2 separate regions of the Homo sapiens genome follow, and region 2 is linked to region 1. Evidence: chromatin loops called from intact Hi-C (ENCODE). Cell type or tissue: CD4-positive, alpha-beta T cell. All regions are shown on one strand. Links, peaks and the distances in the headings refer to the core of each region. The heading gives the core; the rest is flanking DNA.

What was found. Peaks named below come from ENCODE experiments on the same cell type or tissue, not always from the same donor. Only the 100,000 strongest peaks of a DNase experiment are listed, where the experiment ranks them.
Region 2: it touches region 1 in a loop (2.0-fold over the local background); 2 of 110 quality-filtered maps call a loop at or near these places.

The regions. Positions count from the first base shown.
Region 1 is chr1:183,447,244-183,456,491 of GRCh38, reverse strand. The region is part of intron 2 of LOC105371646 (a long non-coding RNA gene); the gene reads right to left. Among named protein-coding and RNA genes, the nearest start is that of SMG7-AS1, 20 kb to the left of the region's middle. In CD4-positive, alpha-beta T cell, for the core only: no CTCF peak of the experiment used is centred there; no DNase peak of the experiment used is centred there.
Region 2 is chr1:183,599,157-183,608,404 of GRCh38, reverse strand. It overlaps a transcript of NCF2 not described here. Among named protein-coding and RNA genes, the nearest start is that of NCF2, 13 kb to the right of the region's middle. RefSeq lists enhancers at 3,636-3,725, 3,877-4,171, 8,516-9,015. In CD4-positive, alpha-beta T cell, for the core only: no CTCF peak of the experiment used is centred there; DNase peaks (open chromatin) are centred at 3,404, 3,704, 3,984 and 8,064; H3K27ac peaks cover 453 bases.

The DNA of each region.
Region 1 (9,248 bases), core at 717-8,716:
CTTAGGTGATCAGCCCGCCTTGGGATCCCCAAAGTGCTGGGATTCCAATATACTTTTGATTTTCTGTTCGCAATGATTTCTCTTTTTTTTTTTTTTTTTTTGTGGTTGTTGTTGTTTGTTTGCCTCTCTTGCCTTTGTTGGATTGATAACTTTTGAAAATTCCCTTGCTTTTACCTCTATTTGAAGTGGGTTATATTTTGTCTGTTCTTTCAGAAGCTACTGTTAAAATTTTGACATGCATGCTTAACCATTTATTTTCCTAACGATTTCTAAAGTTTTTGTTGTTGTTGTTGTTGTTGAGATGGAGTCTCACTCTGTCGCCCAGGACGGAGTGCAGTGGCGCCATCTTAGCTCACTGCAAGCTCCGCCTCCAGGTTTCACGCCATTCTCCTGCCTCAGCCTCCTAAGTAGCTGGGACTACAGGCTCCCACCACCACGCCCGGCTGATTTTTTGTATTTTTAGTAGAGACGGGGTCCCACCGTGTTAGCCAGGATGGTCTCGATCTCCTGACCTCCTGACTTCGTGATCCGCCCGCCTCGGCCTCCCAAAGTGCTGGAATTACAGGCGTGAGCCACCGCGCCCAGCGGATTTCTAAAGTTTTTTAAAGTCAGTTATCCTCCAGCCCCAAGACTGCTTTATCTACCTAATGTATTGGGAGTCATTGTTATCTAGAATTTTAGTTCCATATTTATCAGAACATAAAACTGTTACTATAAAATCAATGTGTAATTTGACTTAACATAATTTATCAATTTTTGTTTTTACCATTTGTTTCTTTAATACGATGCTTTCATTCTGAATTCACTTTTCTTCTTGCTACAATGCATCTTTTAGTAGCTCTTTCAATAAAAATGTATGCTTGTTAAAGTCAGTTTTAAAGAAAAGTTTTCTATTTCATTATTCTTGAATTGTCACTTAGCTGGATATAGAAACCTATGTTGCCAATTATTTTCATCTCAGTCCTTTGGTGATATTATTGCATTGGCTTCTCGTTTCTATTGCTGCTAATGAGAAGTTTGGTGTCTAATTGTCATTTTTTTTTTTGAGATGGAGTCTTGCTCTGTCACCCAGGCTGGAGTGCAGTGGTGCAATCTCGGCTCACTGCAACCTCCGCCTCCTGGGTTCAACCAATTCTCCTCCCTCAGCCTTCCGAGTAGCTGGGATTACAGGCGCCCGCCACCATGCCCGACTAATTTTTGTATTTTAAGTAGAGACGGGGTTTCACCATGTTGGCCAGGCTGGTCTCAAACTCCTGACCTCATGATCCTCCCGCCTCAGCCTCCCAAAGTGCTAGGATTACAGGCATGAGCCACCACGCCCAGCCTAATTGTCATTCTTTTATGGGTTATCTGTGTTTTCTCTTTGGGGTGGCTTTTAAAATTTGCCCTTTATCCTTAATGTTAGGTGTCTTCACTACAGTACATCGAAGTATGAATTTGTTTTCATTATTTTGCACTTAATATGCAACTTCACTTTTTAAAAATTCTCTGTATCATCTCTACAAATATTATTTCCAGCATTCATTTTATTCCCTTTCTGAAATTACTATTAGATGCATCCTTCGTGTGTTCTGTCTATATATTGCTATGTAACAAACACACCACTCTAAAACATAGTGCCAAGAAGCAATAACTATTAATATTGTATTATGCTCACAGATTCTGCACCATAGATATTTGAAACAGGTACATCAGGGATAGCTTGACTCTATTTCAGGATATCCAGGGTGTCAGATGAGAAGACTTGAACAGTGGGTGGTCACTTGAATGACTGGAGGATTTTTTACTCACCTGCCTCTGGGCTAGAGGGACAGAGGTGGCACTCTGCTGGGACTGTAGATTGGAATGCCTACACATGACTTCTCCATGTGGTTTCGGTTTCCTCACATCATAGTGGCCTCAGGGTAGTCAGACTTCTTACATGGTAGCCCAGGGCTCCAATAGTGAGTGTTTTGGCAAACAAGGTGGAATGCATGAAATTTTATTGCCTAGCCTCACAAGTCATATATAATGTCATTTCCACCTTTACTTAGTCACAAGCTCACCCGGTTTGGGAATGTGGGAACTAGACCCACCTCTTAATGGGAGGAGTATCAAAGAATTTGTGGCCATGATTTGAAACTGCCACAATATGTCTTTTCTTTGATATCATGCTGAATTTTGGGTCATTTCTTTACTTTCACTATTCAATAATTGTTTCTCTGAGCAGTTTAGAGTTTGTCTCAAACTCCCAGCTCAAGCAGTCCTCCTACCTCAGCCCCCTGAATAGCTGGGACTACAGATGCATGCCACCATGCCTGGCTAATTTTTTAAAAATTTTTTGTAGGGACGGGGTCTCCCTATATTGCCCAGGCTGGTCTCGAACACCTGGGCTCAAGCAGTCCTTCTGCCTCTGCCTCCCAAAGTGTTAGGATTACAGGCATGAGCCACCATGCCTGGCCTCCATTTTCCTATGTAATTATTTTTCACATTTATCTTTACTTTATTCATGTCTTTTGTGTTTGTTTCTTAACCTTTGATTCTTTTTTATTTCTTTATCTTATTGAATGTATTTATTTTAAAGTCAGTTTAAAATCTGGATTTCTATTTCAGTGGGAATGGATCATCTCCAGGAAATGAAAGATTTCTGTAATATCTATCTATATACATAGGTAAAAACCCTCCACCCAACAAATAGATATTCTTTTCAAACACACATTAAACATTTATATAATTTGAGCACATACCAGGCCAGCTATTTCAAAAATCACCACAGTACAGACTATATTCTCTGACCAAAATTTAGTAAAGTTAGAAATCAATTTTACTAAGTTTGAAACTTAATGACAGACTCATAAATAACTCATGACTTAAAAATAAAAACCATTTAGAAAAGGGTAACAAAGAAAATACTGCATGGAACAACTTGTATAATGCAAGTAACTCAGTCATTTGAAAGAAATGTATGGTATGAAATGCATTTATTAAAAATGATTTCAAGTAAATGAGCAAACACCTACCCCTAGAATCTGGAAAATGAACAGAGTCATTTCAAAAAACAAAAAAAGGCCGGGCATGGTAGCTCACGCCTGTAATCCCAGCACTATGGGATGCCGAGCTGGGCGCATCATTTGAGGTCAGGAGTTCAAGACCAGCCTGACCAACATGGTGAAACCCCATCTCTACTAAAAATACAAAAAAATTAGCTGGGTGTGGTGGTGCACGCCTGTAGTCCCAGATGCTTGGGAGGCTGAGGCAGGAGAATCACTTGAACCCGGGAGGTGGAGGTTGCAGTGAGCCAAGATTGTGCCACTGTACTCCAGCCTGGGTGACAGAGCAAGACTCTATCTCTAAAAAAAAAAAAAAAAAGAAAGAAAAAAAAAGTAAAATTGATTAAGAAATTCAAAAGTGGGTTCTTTGAGGAAACCAATAAAATAAATAAACCTTTAACAAGCCACATTGAAAAGAAGATAGCATAAATAAGCAATATGAGGAATTCAAAGAAGAATATAGATATATATATAGTAGAGTAGAAATTAAAAATACTGGTTATGCCAGAAATTTTGTAATATTGTGTGATCTTATGTCAGTAAATTGAAAACTGAGGTGAAATCCACAACTTACCAGAAAAATATAAATTTAAGAGTTAACTCTAGAAGAAATATAAAATCTGAATAAATCAAGCATCATAAAGATAATAGATCAATAGTCAAAAGTCTCCCAATAGTCTCCTCCCAGTCATCCTTCCATCCCTTGCCAAAGAAGCCAGGCCAGATGGTTTTACAGGTGAATTTTATCAAATTTCATGGAACAGACTATACTAACTCGCACAAACTATTTTAGACAAGAAGAGTAAAGGCTACCCGGTTTCTTTTACAAAGTTAATATAATCTTGATACCAAAATAGGACAACTCTATAGACAAAGAAAATTACAGATGAATCTCACTTTTTAACATTGACACGAAAATCCTAAATAAAATAATTATGAAATCAAATCCAACAAAGTATACAAAATAATACATCAGGTACAACTAAAATTTGCCCCAAATGTAAAGATGGTATTATGATTTTAAAATCTATCTGTAATCTACCTTATTACCAGATTAAGGTGAAGACCCATATGCTCATCTCAATGGATACAAACAAAGCATTAAAAATTTAAGAACTATAATTTAAAACAAAATGTCTTAATTAACTAGAAATATTAACTTCATGAGGGTATATATGAAGCATCTATAACGTATTTAATTATGAGACTATAGAAGGATTCCTATAGAGTCAAGAATATAGCAAGCCTGCTGAAACCTCTATAATTAAACATCATACTACAAGTTCTAGTCCCTGTATTTATGAAAAGAGAAAAAGAGGTATTCAGTGATTAGCAAAGAAGAATAAAAATATGTGTGCACAGCATCATTTCTTAGCCAGAAACTCCAAGAGGCTCTATAGGAAAAAAAATTAGAATGACTAAGTGTTGAGTATGGTTAAATGCATGATCGATGTGAAAAATCAATAGCAATCCTATATACCTAAGTAATAGGAAATCCATACACCTATGTAATGAGAGGAAAAGATCACATTTATACTTGCAACAGAAATAATAAGATACTTAGGAACAAATCTAACACAAGTGTGCAAAACCTTTATGAAAAATGTTATAAATAGCAAAGGGCAAAAAAGAGATTGTAATAAAAAATATGTAATATGTAATACTAAATTCACAGAACAGAAAATCAATGCTATAAGAAGTATGATTCTCCACAATTCAGTGCAATTTCAATCAAATTCTTAACAACATTTTTTTGTGGAACTTGACAAGCTGATTCTAAAGTTACTTATAGAAAGAATAGTTTTAAGAAGAGCCAAGACAATTCTAAAAAAATTAAGAAAGTGTAATTTGCCTTTCCAGAAAGGAAGGTTCCTTGTAGAACTGTAGTAATTAAATAGTACAGTGGTTGTAATATGAAGAAAAGCTCTGAGGTAGACACATGTAAATATGAGACCTTGACATATGATAGAGGAAACATTATAAACCTAGTGGGTTTGGGGAATACTGACTTTCTATACTAAAAAAAAGAAAAAAATATTAGATCCCTTTCTTATACCTTATACCAGCAATTCTCAAGCTTTTGGGTCTCAGGACTTCTTTATACTCTTTTTTTGAGACAGAGTTTCGCTCTGTTGCCCAGGCTGGAGTGCAATGGAGTGATCTCAGCTCACTGCAACCTCTGCCTCCTGGGTTCAAGTGACTCTCCTGCCTCAGCCTTCTGAGAAGCTGGGATTGCAGTCATGCGCCACCACACCTGGCTAATTTTGTATTTTTAGTAGAGATGGGGTTTCTCCATGTTGGTCAGGCTGGTCTCGAACTCCTGACCTCAGGTGATCCACCCAACTCAGCCTCCCAAAGTGCTGGGATTACAGGCATGAGCCACTGCGCTCAGCCTATACTCTTAAAAATTACTGAAGGTCCCATAGAGCTTTTGTTTATGTGGGTTATATCTGTCAATATCATATTAGAAATTAAAACTGAGAAATCTGTAAAACACATTAACAGATAAGCACACATTCTATTAGGCATCAGAGTGATGACATCATTATATGTTGTGTAGCCTCTGGAAGACTCCACTGTTCATGAAAGAATGAGAGCAAAAAAGACAAATAACATTTTAGTATGATTATGAAAATAGTTTTGACTTTCTAGGGCTCCTGAAAGGGTCTTGGGGACTCTACAGGTATCCCCCCACTACAGTTTGGGAGCCTCTGGTATAAACTGAATTCCAGATGGAAAAGATCTAAACCTGGAACAAAGTAAAAACTTCATAACTATTAGAAGAAATTATAGGAGAACACACTTCATGATCACAGGGGAAGGAAGGATTACTTAAATGTAACATCAAAAGCACAAATTATGAAGGAAAAACCTAATAAATTTGAACACTCCAAATTTAGTACCTCTGTTTGATAAAATATCCCATAAACAAAATTAAAAGGAATGCCACAGTCTGGGAGAAGATAATTGTAACATATATTAAACAAAAGATTAGTATTCAGAAAACATATATTACTTTTGTAAATAAGAGAAAGATAATCTAATAGAAAATGAAGTAAAAAAAAATATGCTCAACCTCACTCTAGTAATCAGATAAATACAAATCAAAACATCCATGAGATTGGTGACTCTAAGTCTGGCAATGTCATGTGTTGGCAAGGATACAGGGAAATGAAAAAAATCTTACTTTCTGTTGAGATGTAAATTGATACAACTACTTAGGAGAGCAATTTGGAAATACGTTGCCTAGTTGAAAATGCAAACATTCTAATGATCCAGAAACGTCTATAATTTAGAAAAAAAGGTTGAAAACACATATAAGGAAACATTTATTCATGTATTTATTGAATAAATATTTATCAAGTTCCTATATAAACCAGCATTATACGAGGCTATGGGAATAAAATGATGAACAAGACTGTTCTCATGAAGTTGAGACAAACTTATGAATAAACACATATATCACGTCAGGCAGGGTAAAGGGATAGGGGCTGGAAGTACTATTTTAGGTAAGATGGACAGGGAGGGCCTCCCTGAGGTGAATTTGAGGAAACTTAGAGAAGTGAGGGAACAAGATCTGTGTTTATGTTCTAAGGAAAGTGCACTTCAGGCAAGAAGGAATGGCAGAAATGTGCTTGAAACACTGGAAGAAAGGAAGAAGGCCCATGAGGTGGAGTGGAGTTAGTGACTGGAAAGTGGCAAGAGATGAATCTGGAAGATAGGCAAAGGCTACATCACATAAGGCCTTCAGGCCAAGGTAAGGAGTTTGGACTTTTTGGCGGAACGAGAAGCCATTGGAGGGTTTTGCGCAGGCATACCGTATTAGTCCGTTTTTACACTGCTGATAAAGACATACCTGAGACTGGGCAATTTACAAAAGAAAGGTTTATTGGACTTACACTTCCACGTGGCTGGGGAGGCCTCACAGTCATGGCAGAAAATGAAAGTCACATCTCACATGGCAGCAGACAAGAGAAGACTGAGCTTGTGCAGGGAAATTCCCGTTTTCTAAAACCATAAGATCTCGTAAGACTCATTCACTATCACGAGAACAGTGGAAGAAAGACCCGCCCCCATCATCCAATCACCTCCCACCGAGTTCCTTCCACAACACATGGGAATTGTGGGAGTTATAATTCAAGATGAGATTTGGGTGGGAACACGACCAAACCATGTCAGATACTATTGATCGAAAGTGCATTCTTAAAAGGCCACTCTGGCTGTTCTGTGTAGAAGAGACTGTAGGGTGTAGTATTATTAGAAAACAATTGCAATCATAGGAAAGTGATGTTGGTCACTTGGATTGGTTGAAAGTGTTGAGAAGTGGTTGGATCCAGAATATATTTTGAAGCCAAAACAGACAACTTGATGGGGATTTGAGATGTGAGGAAAGGGGTTCAAGGATGACTGAAGTTTTTGGCGGAGCACCTAGGCCCAGTGCCTGGTGATGTCATTTACTGTGAGAGAGACTACTATACAGTGAAAAAGGATAGGAAGGGATAGTTGTTGCAATATTTGTTTGTATCAACAAAACACTAGAAACAACCCAAGAATGAATGAATGGGAAGAAACTGTTATGTATTCATTCTGTGATAGACAGTACAGAAATTAAAATGACTGACTTTATATCAATATATGGATATATTTTGACTGCAACATTAAGTTGCAGCATATTATATCCATATGATACTGTGTGCATATACTTTTAAAAAACAATACAAGATATTGTGTTTTTCTACAGTTATGTCAAACAAAAGCATATCAACATGGACTAGCAGATTTGCACCAAATTCATGATAGTGATTACCTCTGGGGGTAAAGAAAGTAAAGGAATTGTGCTAGGAAGGACATATGGGAGACTTGACCTTTATCTTTATTTCTTTAAAAAATACTTTGATGGAAATATGAAAAGACAGTAACATTAGTTCATTTGGGGTGATAAGTACGTGGATGGTTTATATTATTGTTCATACTTTGAAATATTTTGTTTGTTTTCATGAAAGGACAAAGAAAGACTGAGTGATGTGAGTGATGTCTAGGAGCATGGGCCCAAGCCAACCTCATGCAGCAGTGCAGCAGAGGAATGACTTCCTGTGCACTTGAGGGCCTGAAGGAGTTGACAGCCTGGCAGCATCCAGCATGCTCTGACAGTCAGATGGTTGATGATGGTGATCTGCAGACTGCCAGTGCAAGGAGAAGGTGGCTGCAGTATGTGTGGCAGGGGTCCCTGAAACCCCGTCCACCCCCTACTGCATAATACAATCCCCAAACTCTGAAAATGTAGATACAATCCAGAGAAAGGCAGAGAATTTGCCAAGATTATATGTTAAGATGGAGGCTTGCAATTGAAGTTGAATTTATTCACAGAAAAATTAAGTATTTCATAAACATCTAAGTTTATAGTGCATGTTTATGTTAGGAAAGAAGGAAGCAAAGATGGATAGTGATATAGTTAAATTTCTCACTGGGGAGAAAAGTGGGTAGTCTTGGGTGGAGAAAGAGGAAAGGGGAAAGGCCTAGTCAATTGAGAGAACAAATGTGGTGACAATAATGAAATGAGGTGGATGGAAGGCCAGAAGCTGTGATCAAATGGTAAGAGGCATGAATCTGAAATTTGGGAGGTTGAATGGCTCCAGCTGATTTTAAGGTCCTGGATGTGGCCACCAGACTAGCAGGCTGAGGTAAATCAGAAGTGGAGACAACTGTAGTCTCCCTCTTTTCTCCTGATTTATATTTAGTGATTTACAAAAGAAACGTTTTCCCTTTATTTTCTAAACTGTGATCATGGATGGATCGGTAATGAAAGTATTCTTCTCACTGTTCAGTACTTTCTTATTCCATGGAATTACAGAAATCACAGAATTGTGAAGCTAGAAAACTCTCAGGAGATTATGGGTTTTCCTCCTTTTCTAAAAGTGTCCGTCAGAATTATGTATGTGTAATCCTTCTTGGTAGAAAGTGTCTTTAATTTGTTGTTGTTGTTGTTGAGACGGAGTCTCGCTCTGTCGCCTGGGCTGGAGTGAAGTGGCGCGATCTCGGCTCACTGCAAGCTCCGCCTCCCGGGTTCACACCATTCTCCGGCCTCAGCCTCCCGAGTAGCTTGGACTACAGGTGCCTGCCATCACGCCTGGCTAATTTTTTTATATTTTTAGTAGAGATGGGGTTTCACTGTGTTAGCCAGGATGGTCTCGATCTGCTGACCTTGTAATCCACCTGCCT
Region 2 (9,248 bases), core at 688-8,687, 150 kb before region 1:
TATAGGGCTTGGTACTATCTGAGGTTTCAGGGATCCACTGGGGGTCTTGGAATGCATCCACTGCAGATAAGGGGGGACTACTGTATTTTCTTTTTTTGTTTGTTTGTTTGAGAAAGAGTCTCACTCTGTTTCTCAGGCTGGAGTGCAGTGGCCTGATCTCAGCTCACTGCAACCTCTGCCTCCCAGGCTCAAGCAATTCTCCTGCCTCAGCCTCCCAAGTAGCTGGGATTACAGATGCCCACCACCAGCCTGGCTAATTTTTGTATTTTTAGTAGAGACAGAGTTTCACCATGTTGGCCAGGCTGGTCTCGAACTCCTGACTTCAGGTGATCTACCTGCCTCAGCCTCCCAAAGTGCTAAGATTACACGCATGAGCCACCGTGCCCAGCCAACTACTGTATTTTCATTTGGCCTAGCACTGTTCCCTGAAGGTTTTACCCAAGCCCTTCTATATAATCCTGAATTACATATAAGATTTTTCAGGGCAAGGATCACATCCTAGTCTTTGCTCAAGAGACCACTGCCAAATGTGAATTGGTGCTTTGTAATGATTTGAAGACTTAACTAAGTTTGCCATCAACCCTAGATTTCAGTTCTCCTTTTCCTTTTCTTAGTTAAAACAACAGTGAGAATAAGGACTGATGAGAAAATGATCACAATGTAGTTTAGAAGATATTAATATTAATAATTAATTCACAGATACAGCATTTTGAATTTTGCATAAACAAAATGAAGGAATTGCTAGACCTTGAATTGCTAAACTTAAAAGCATGACCATTTGGCCTAAAGATATAACAAAGAGCCAATTTGTTAATTAGTTACCTGAATTGAGTAGGTAGTATCTGATATTTAAAGCTACTTCATGGTCAACTAAACACATTTTTTTCTTCCTCAGAACTCTATCTTGAAAAAAAACCAAAGTCCTCTGCAAAAGGACATTTCCTGTTTGTGAACTGTGCGGTGCTCTTCCTCAGGCCCGGTAGGCCAACCCCACTGTGTGTCTGGGTGTCCAGCTGGTACCCAGTTTGCTCTAGAACCTAGAATCTGAAAACAGCTCAGTGGGAACATCAGCAGATGACACAGATTTTTTCCAGAGAGTTAAAATGAAAGTCCCAGGGTGCCAAGATTCATCTGCTTCTTCCTCAGGCAGAGAAAATCTAAGTAGTTGAGTGTCTCTATGTGGCTTTGGCAAATTACATTAGCAGGACTTTATTTGTAGTTTCACAAATAATCTCGGGAAAGCTAGAAGGCACCAAACTCCAGTCCTACTATTAAAGAGCAGGACAATCAGATCCTCTGCCTAGATTTTCTTTTGTCTTTTATTTGTTTGTTTTAGACAGGGTCTCACTCTGTAGCCCAGGCTGGAGTGTAGTGCCACAATCATGGCTCACTGCAACGTCAACCTCCCTGGCTTACAAGATCCTCCTACCTCAGCCTCCCAAGTAACTGAGACTACAGGTGTGTGCCACCACACTGGGCTAATTTTTTTAATTTTTTATTTGTAGAGACAGGGTCTCATTTTGTTGCTCAGGCTGGTCTCGAACTCCTGGGCTGAAGTGATCCTCCTGCCTCAGCCTCCCAAAGTGCTGAGATTACAGCCTCCCAAAGTGCTAGGCACACCTGCCCCCCGCTGCCTACCTTTCTGTCAAGATGTCCCAGCCCAAGCCAGGGAAGAAATCTGGGAACGTGCAGGTGGCCCTATGGGATTTGAAAAGGCAGTTAGGTCCAGGGAGCTCACTGACAGCATGGATGGAGCTACAGGCCCAGCTCCCTTCAGCCAGCACCTTTGAGGCTGAGGCAATGGGGTGAGCTCTTAGGAGGCCAGCACCACAGCTCAAACAGGAAAAACACAGCACCATGCCAGGAACTCCAAATTCCAAATGTCTTGGACATTTTTAAAAGGAGTCCCTCCTTATCCATGCTTTCATGGCTTTCATATCCATGCTTTCCTTAACCATGCTTTCATATCCATGGCTATTTTGTATTTATTTTTACATGTATTTACCTTTACAGAAACTTGTTTTGGTCCCCATGGTAAGGAAACATTTCTAGTTTATTTAAACTTTTAAATGTTAGGAGGCAAGGCTGTGAATTCAAGTATGAAGTCCCTCAAGATACAATGTGCCCTAGCAGGCTCTCATGCTGACTTCTCCTGCTCCCAACCTCTTCCCCAGTTGCCAAGTTCTGGCCTTAGTCCCTGCTACCCTCAAGAAATGACAGCTTTTGTACTTGTGTCAGTAGAAGGGTTTGGGTCTATCAGGTCATGGATCAGAATTTTAGAACACTTCTAAGGGCCAAGTCATTCCCTGCCCTAGGCAGAATAGCATCTCTGCTTTTATTGTTTGTTTGCTTGTTTGCTTTTCAAGACAAGGTCTCTGTCGCCCAGGGTGGAGTACAGTGGCAGGATCACCACGGCTCACTGCAGCCTCAACTTCCCAAGGCTCAGGTGATCCTCCTGCCACAGCCCCCTGAGTAGCTGTAACTACAGGCACATGCCATTGCATCCGGCTAATTTTTGTATTTTTTTGTAAAGACGGGGTTTCATCATGTTGCCCAGGCTGGTCTTGAACTCCTGAGCCCAAGTGATCTGCCTGCCTTGGCCTCCCAAAGTGCTGGGATTACACGGGTCAGCCACTCACTGTGCCTGGCCCATCATGTTTGTTCTTAATAGGAAAAAATAACCAGGTTTATGGCTGAAATGTCTTTGACATGCTTTGGATTCCAGGAAAGAAAAAAATAAAATGTATTTAGATTCAATGAAATGCTGGGGAGGTGGCAATTTCTCTTTCCCTCTTCTCTACAGAGCACAGATTGGCTTTAGAGTCAGACAAACCTGGGTTTAATCCTCATCATTTATGAGGTCTGTAACCTTAAACAAGTGATTAATACTTAACCTAAGAATTAGCTTCTTTTACTATCAATGGATTTGGGTAAGGAACAAATGAAATGATGCATATCAAGCACTTCAGAGCTTTCTTGGCACATAAGAACTTATAGAGAATAACTGTTACTGCCAGGACCTCTCCTGCCCCTGAAGGATTCTAAGCCTCTGCAGCCACAGCAATCAGATATATAATTGTCTTCAGGGCAAAGCTTGCAAATATGGACTCAGGCTCACCTTTGGGGAGCCACCATGACAATGGGCAGTGACAGTAGAAAAAGAGGTTGTAGCGGAGAAGGTGTCGGGCAGGTCCTGCTCATTTTTGGCAGAGGCCTGAGAACTCTGCACACAGTTGGTTTCAGCCTTCTGTTCCCCAGCCTTCTCTAAAGTAAAGAGAGAACATGGGTAGACGTGTGCCCTTCCCACTTCCGCACACCTATTTGGGGAGGACTTAACGCTGGTTGGCTGCAGCCATCACTTCCTCTCCACATCCACACTGCCTTTGAGGCACGTCCTACATCCTAACTTCTGTGTCCGGAAGAGGGGAAGTGCATGTGGAACATGGCTGCTTCTTTACCTCAGACCTCGGCTCCGTGCAGCTGGGGTCTGAAGAGCCCCTGAGTCCCTGTGACTTGACACTGACTCCTGTGAGGCCGTAGAGATTTCTCAGCTTATTTGGTGAACTTTGTTGGAAATGAGTTGGGGTTTTGGCCTAATTTAGCTGCCGAGTTCTGTTTAGGAGGAAGGCAACTAATGAAGATGCAGAAAGGGGAAGAAAAAACATGTTTCATCATGGGAAAGGTGTTACCACAGACTGACCAAAGTTTCAGAAAGACTCAAGCCTACACAGGCTTGGGAGCCCAGTGTGAGGAAGACACAGAGGCAGAGGGGCGGGGGCTGCAGACCCAGGGTTGCCCTTCTCCTGGGCTACTCCACCTGTGGGCAGCATGATTTCTTCCTTTTCACAGTTCAGGGAGAGCATCCAGCCCTTCTATCCTCTCAGCCCCCACTATCTCCTCAGCTCTTCACAACCTGACTTCCGCCTCCTCTGCCCACTGCCCCAGCTCGGCCATGACGTCATCATGGTCTTCAGCTTCCCCTCCCCTCCAGCAGCTCTCCGCACCGTCCACCTCCCTCCTTGAAGAGCTGAGTCAGATGTGGCTGACCGCAGTGGTCTCACCTTCCTCCTGCCTCTCTGACATTTTCCCACAGTCTCCACTGGCTCCTTTTCCCCAGGGCTCCAGCTGTCTTTAATTAGGGCCTCCCCAAAGTTCAGTCCCCATTTATTAAAGGCCATATCAGTTGTCTTCAGATTTCTGCTCTCGGGAGACAATATGGCCAGAAGCATGCCTTGAGAGTCACTTGTATGAAAGTGTAGGGGTGGATGAGGTTACCACTCCATTTCCTGTGGCAGTCACGGGTGTCACCAGCCTCCCAGTCACTCTCCTTTGTCTCCATGTGAAATGCCACATTGTATTTGGCATTTATCCACATCCATCCTCTCTTCCTGTGGCTGCCTTAGCATTATTTCTTGCCTGAAATATTGCAATAGCTTCTTGTATGTTTCTTTGCTCTGCTAGAAACCACTTCTCTAGAATTCAGGACACCTCTCCCCCATCTTCCTTCCACCATTCTACGTCCCAGCGGACAGAAGTGGAAGGAGAGAGCAAGAGAGAATCTGGAAAAGCAGTGGATATAATAAAGAGATGTCCACAGCTGGGTGCGTTGGCTCACGCCTGTAATCCCAGCCCTTTGGGAGGCCAAGGCGGGCGGATCACCTGAGGTTAGAAGTTCGAGACCAGCCTGGCCAACGTGGTAAAACCCCGTCTCTACTAAAAATACAAAAATTAGCCGGGCGTGGTGGCAGGTGCCTGTCTGTACTCCTAGCTACTTGGGAGGCTGAGGCAGGAGAATCGCCTGAACCTGGGAGGCAGAGGTTGCAGTGAGCCGAGATCATGCTGTTGCACTCGAGCCTGGGCAACAAGAGCAAAACTCCATTAAAAAAAAAAGAGATGTCCACTTACTAAGCAGATTGTACTAAGCAGACAATCCAAACAGGGAGGCGGAGAAGTATGAGAAACTGTTTAGTGACAAATGACAATCAATTCTAAAGTAGAAAGTCCAGTGTTCTGTGTGAAAGGGGACTTCCACAGCATTTAATGACCCTGGACTATGTCATGAACTATATGGCTTTAATAGTACTGCAGTGTGATGAACTATTCTGCAAACCTTTTGCGTGCTAGGAATTCTAAGGATGAAATGGCTACAGAGCAAACTGCAGCTGAGAGAAAACTGCTTGGAGTTTGGACAGAGGTGGAATTGAGTGTCCACAGGCCAGCTGAGGAGGTGGTACCCAGCACTCTATGAACCCTTCGCTCAAGTCAGCCTGGAGTAGGAGGTGGGAATGTCAGGACAGAGGACTAACACCCCATGAAACAAACAAAGGCTATGCTCATTTTTCTGTCATAAATTTCAGTCTCACAATAAACCAGCAAGTTAGGCATTGCTCTATAATCACTTTGCAGATGAGGAAACTGAAGCTTTTGAGAATTGGAGGGACTTGTGAAAGTTCACTCGGGTAGCACAAAACACAGTCAGGATTTGAATCCAGGATTTCAGACCCCAGGCATGTTGCTTCCTTGGTCTAAACACAGAATAAGCGGGGAACAGGCAGTTAAGTGCTTCCATAGAGCTCAGGGGCCTAATGGGGAAAAACATCACCAAGGTGCCTCCAGACCCAGGCTCTGATCAGTGAAGACCCCCCAGAATACCCAGGGGAAGTTGGTACTAGCCTCCCAAAGCCACTCTCCTGAGTGACATTGAGAGCATCCTATAGAGAAGGCCATGAGAGAGATAGCACTGGGACAGATGGTGTCAGCAGAGGGGACTCCAGACCACAGCAGAAGTGACCAAGCTTTAGCTTCCTTAGATGGCCCCAAGGGTGGGAGGCTTCACACAGCAGTAACCTTCAAGAGCAATAGGAGGCAGTTGGTAGGTGGAGGTGGATGATAGGAGGGAGGAGGCCATGTGTGAGTGCTTACAGAATTTGCAGGGTCTCCATGCAAAATGAAAATATGGGCCTCTTATTCTGAATTATTAAGAATTTTAAGATGGTGACAGCAAAGAAAGCAAGGGTGGGGACTTTCTAAGCATGGGCCCCTGTGTGACTGCACAGGTCACACACATGATTATATACTGTATCTGGCTTAATTTCAGGCTGCCATCATAAATGTGTTTATGGAGAAGGCATGTTGAAAGGGAAAGGTGCTAGCCAGAACAAAGATTCTGACTTCTCTTTCTTCCCCAAATTCACTCAGACTGGCTGAATTATAATAGCCACCAAGCAACACACCTTTCCACATAAGAAAAATGAGGCTGCAAGACTCACAGCCAGCTAGAGGAAAATCAAGATTCAAACCCAAATCCCTTAACTCAAAGCTCTCTCTTTCCCGGTACCCTACCTATGACAACTTTGAACCCTGTAAGAAATACAGACTTTAGGAGCTTCTGGTAGGGAATGTGATAATTCTGTTCTAGGTCAGTGTTTCTCAAACTCCAGCCCTTTACTTACTACTTTCATAATTTTTAGCCATATTTTCAAACCACCAATGCTGAGATTTGCTTAATATTTCTCTCTCACTGATTCATAATTTTTTTTTTTTTTTTTGAGACAGATCTCTCTCTGTCGCCCAGTCTGGAGTGCAATGGCACGATCCTGGCTCACTGCAAGCTCCGCCTCCTGGGTTCACGCCATTCTTCTGCCTCAGCCTCCAGAGTAGGTGAGACTACAGGTGCCCGCCGCCATGCCCAGCTAATTTTTTTGTATTTTTAGTAGAGACGGGGTTTCACCGTGTTAGGCAGGATGGTCTTGATCTTCTGACCTCGTGACCCACCCGCCTCAACCTCCCAAAGTGCTGGGATTACAGGCATGACACACCGTGCTCAGCCTGATTCACCATTTTAAAACCTACCCTCATTATAAAAAATGCTAATAATGAAATTGTGGATTTGGTGTGCTAGTTATACTTTTAAAAAAATGCACATTAGAATAAATAAACACTGTGACTCAGATATTCTAATTCTATAAGTTTATCCTATAAATATGTTTACAGACGTGTGAAATGATGTATATACAAGAACATTCCTCACAATATGATGATAGTATACAATTGGAGACACTGTATTGGAATTGGAAAATGGGGCACTCATTATACGACAGAAAATTACACAGCCATAAACAAAGAATGAGGAAGCTTTCTATGTACTGATAAGAGACTGTTGTTAAAGAGTGAGAAGCAGAACTTTACCTCTAATGATATGTGCGTAGAAGAGGAGGGGACAGAGGGTCTGCATTTGCATATGCTTAAAATCTTCTCTGAGGGAAGAATACCAAGAAACTAATAAAAGTGGTTTCTGATGGGCAGGAAGAGTTTGACACTGAGAGGAGGAAAATTTTTTGTATTTGTTAATTTTTGAACCATGTGAATATATTCTTTTTCCAAAAAAATTAAGGAACTAAAGTAAAACAATAAATATTATGATAAAAATGTGTGTCCATGTAGTGCCTCAAATGATCTCGCAAGCTCTTGATGGTATATATCCCTGCATGGGGAACCACAGCTCTGATGCGGTCAGTGGGATGATGGCCCTGGTGTGTGCTGTCAACCTCTCAAGTAGGTGAAAGTCCTGGACAAGCTAAGCCCAACCCTAGTGCTGAGAAGGAAGTGAAGGAACCCATCATTCTGGGAGGCTCTTCTGTCAGATGATCTGCTGATGAAGGCCATGTTGCTGACTGTCCTGAAACCCAGAAAAGAGTCTAAGCCCCAGAGTGAAGAGCCTGTGTCTCTTGGTGGAGAATGTGCAAGCCATGTCTGCGTTGGTAGTTGAACTGTGACCAGATGAAAAAAAAAAGACTGAAATAAAGACTTTCTAGACAATGTCTTCTAATCTGAGCCAAGAGTTCTGGGGAAATGGATGGGAACACTGGTCAGTTCAGAACGAGAGCCCTGGATGACAGATAATAGTTGCTATGAACAGAAGACAATCTTTGAGAGCTTGTTTTGAATTGGGGAATGGTGCCAGTTTCCTGCTCTGGCCAATAGAGAGATTACCCATGTCTCTGGCTAGGGCAGGTTGTTGAGTCAAGAACCATCTGACACAAGAGTTGGGTGCACTTCTGTTAATGCAGCCTAAGATTGCATTAGCTGTTTTGGCAACCACATGATTTTGTTGACTCATACTGAGCTTGCAGTCAATCCAAATGGCTAGGCCTTCTTCTGATGGACTGCTTTTAAGAATTGTCAAGAATTGTCATCTTCCGATGTTTGGGCAGTTGGGTTTTTAAACTTAGGAGCCGATCTTTACATTTGTCTTTATCAAACTCCATTTGGAGCTTTTGTGAATCTATATGAGTCAAGAAATATTTTAATTCTGATGTACATGTTGATACTCTCTCTCCAAACTTTGAGCTATTTGTGAATCTGATTCAAGGTGTTTATAGAAAGGTTAAAAGCACAAGGTGACATTAATATGTTAAGAAGATTCAGTGAACATAATATTTAGCCAAGTAAATTGTCTAAGGAATATCTTGGCCAAATATCTTACTGATATTGGTAGATGGCACCTTCCCAATTCACCTACCAGGAAAATCCTCTCAAAAAAAGAAAAAGAGGGCAGGGTACGGTGGCTCACACCTGTAATCCCAGCATTTTGGGAGGCTGAGGTGGGCGTTTCACCTGAGGTCAGGAGTTTGAGACCAGCCTGGCCAACATGGAGAAGCCCTGTCTCTACTAAAAATACAAAAAATTAGCCAGGCGTGGTGGTGCTCGCCTGTAATCCCAGCTACTTGGGAGGCTGAGGCAGGAGAATTGCTTGAACCCGGGAGGTGGAGGTTGCAGTGAGCAGAGATAGTGCCACTGCATTCCAGCCTGGGTGACACAGCGAGACTCCATCTCAAAAGAAAGAAAGAAAGAAAGAAGGAAAGAAAGAAAGAAAGAGAGAGAAAGAAGGAAGGAAGGAAGAAAAGAGAAAGAAAGAAAAGAGAAAGAAAGAAAGAAAGAAAGAAAGAAAGAAAGAAAGAAAGAAAGAAAGAAAGAAAGAAGGAAAGAAAGAAAGAAAGAAAAAGAGGTTTGGTTTTGTTTTGTTTTTAGAGACAAGGTCTCTGTCTACAGGCTGGAGTACAGAGGTGCAATCATAGTTCACTGCAGCCTCAAACTCCTGGGCTCAAGCAATCCTCCTGCCTCAAACTCCTGATTAGATAGGACTACAGGTGCTCACCTTGACACCCAGCTAATTTTTTTTTCTAGTAGAGATGGGATCTTGCTATGTTTCCCAGGGTGGTCTCAAACTCCTGACTTCAAGTAAATCC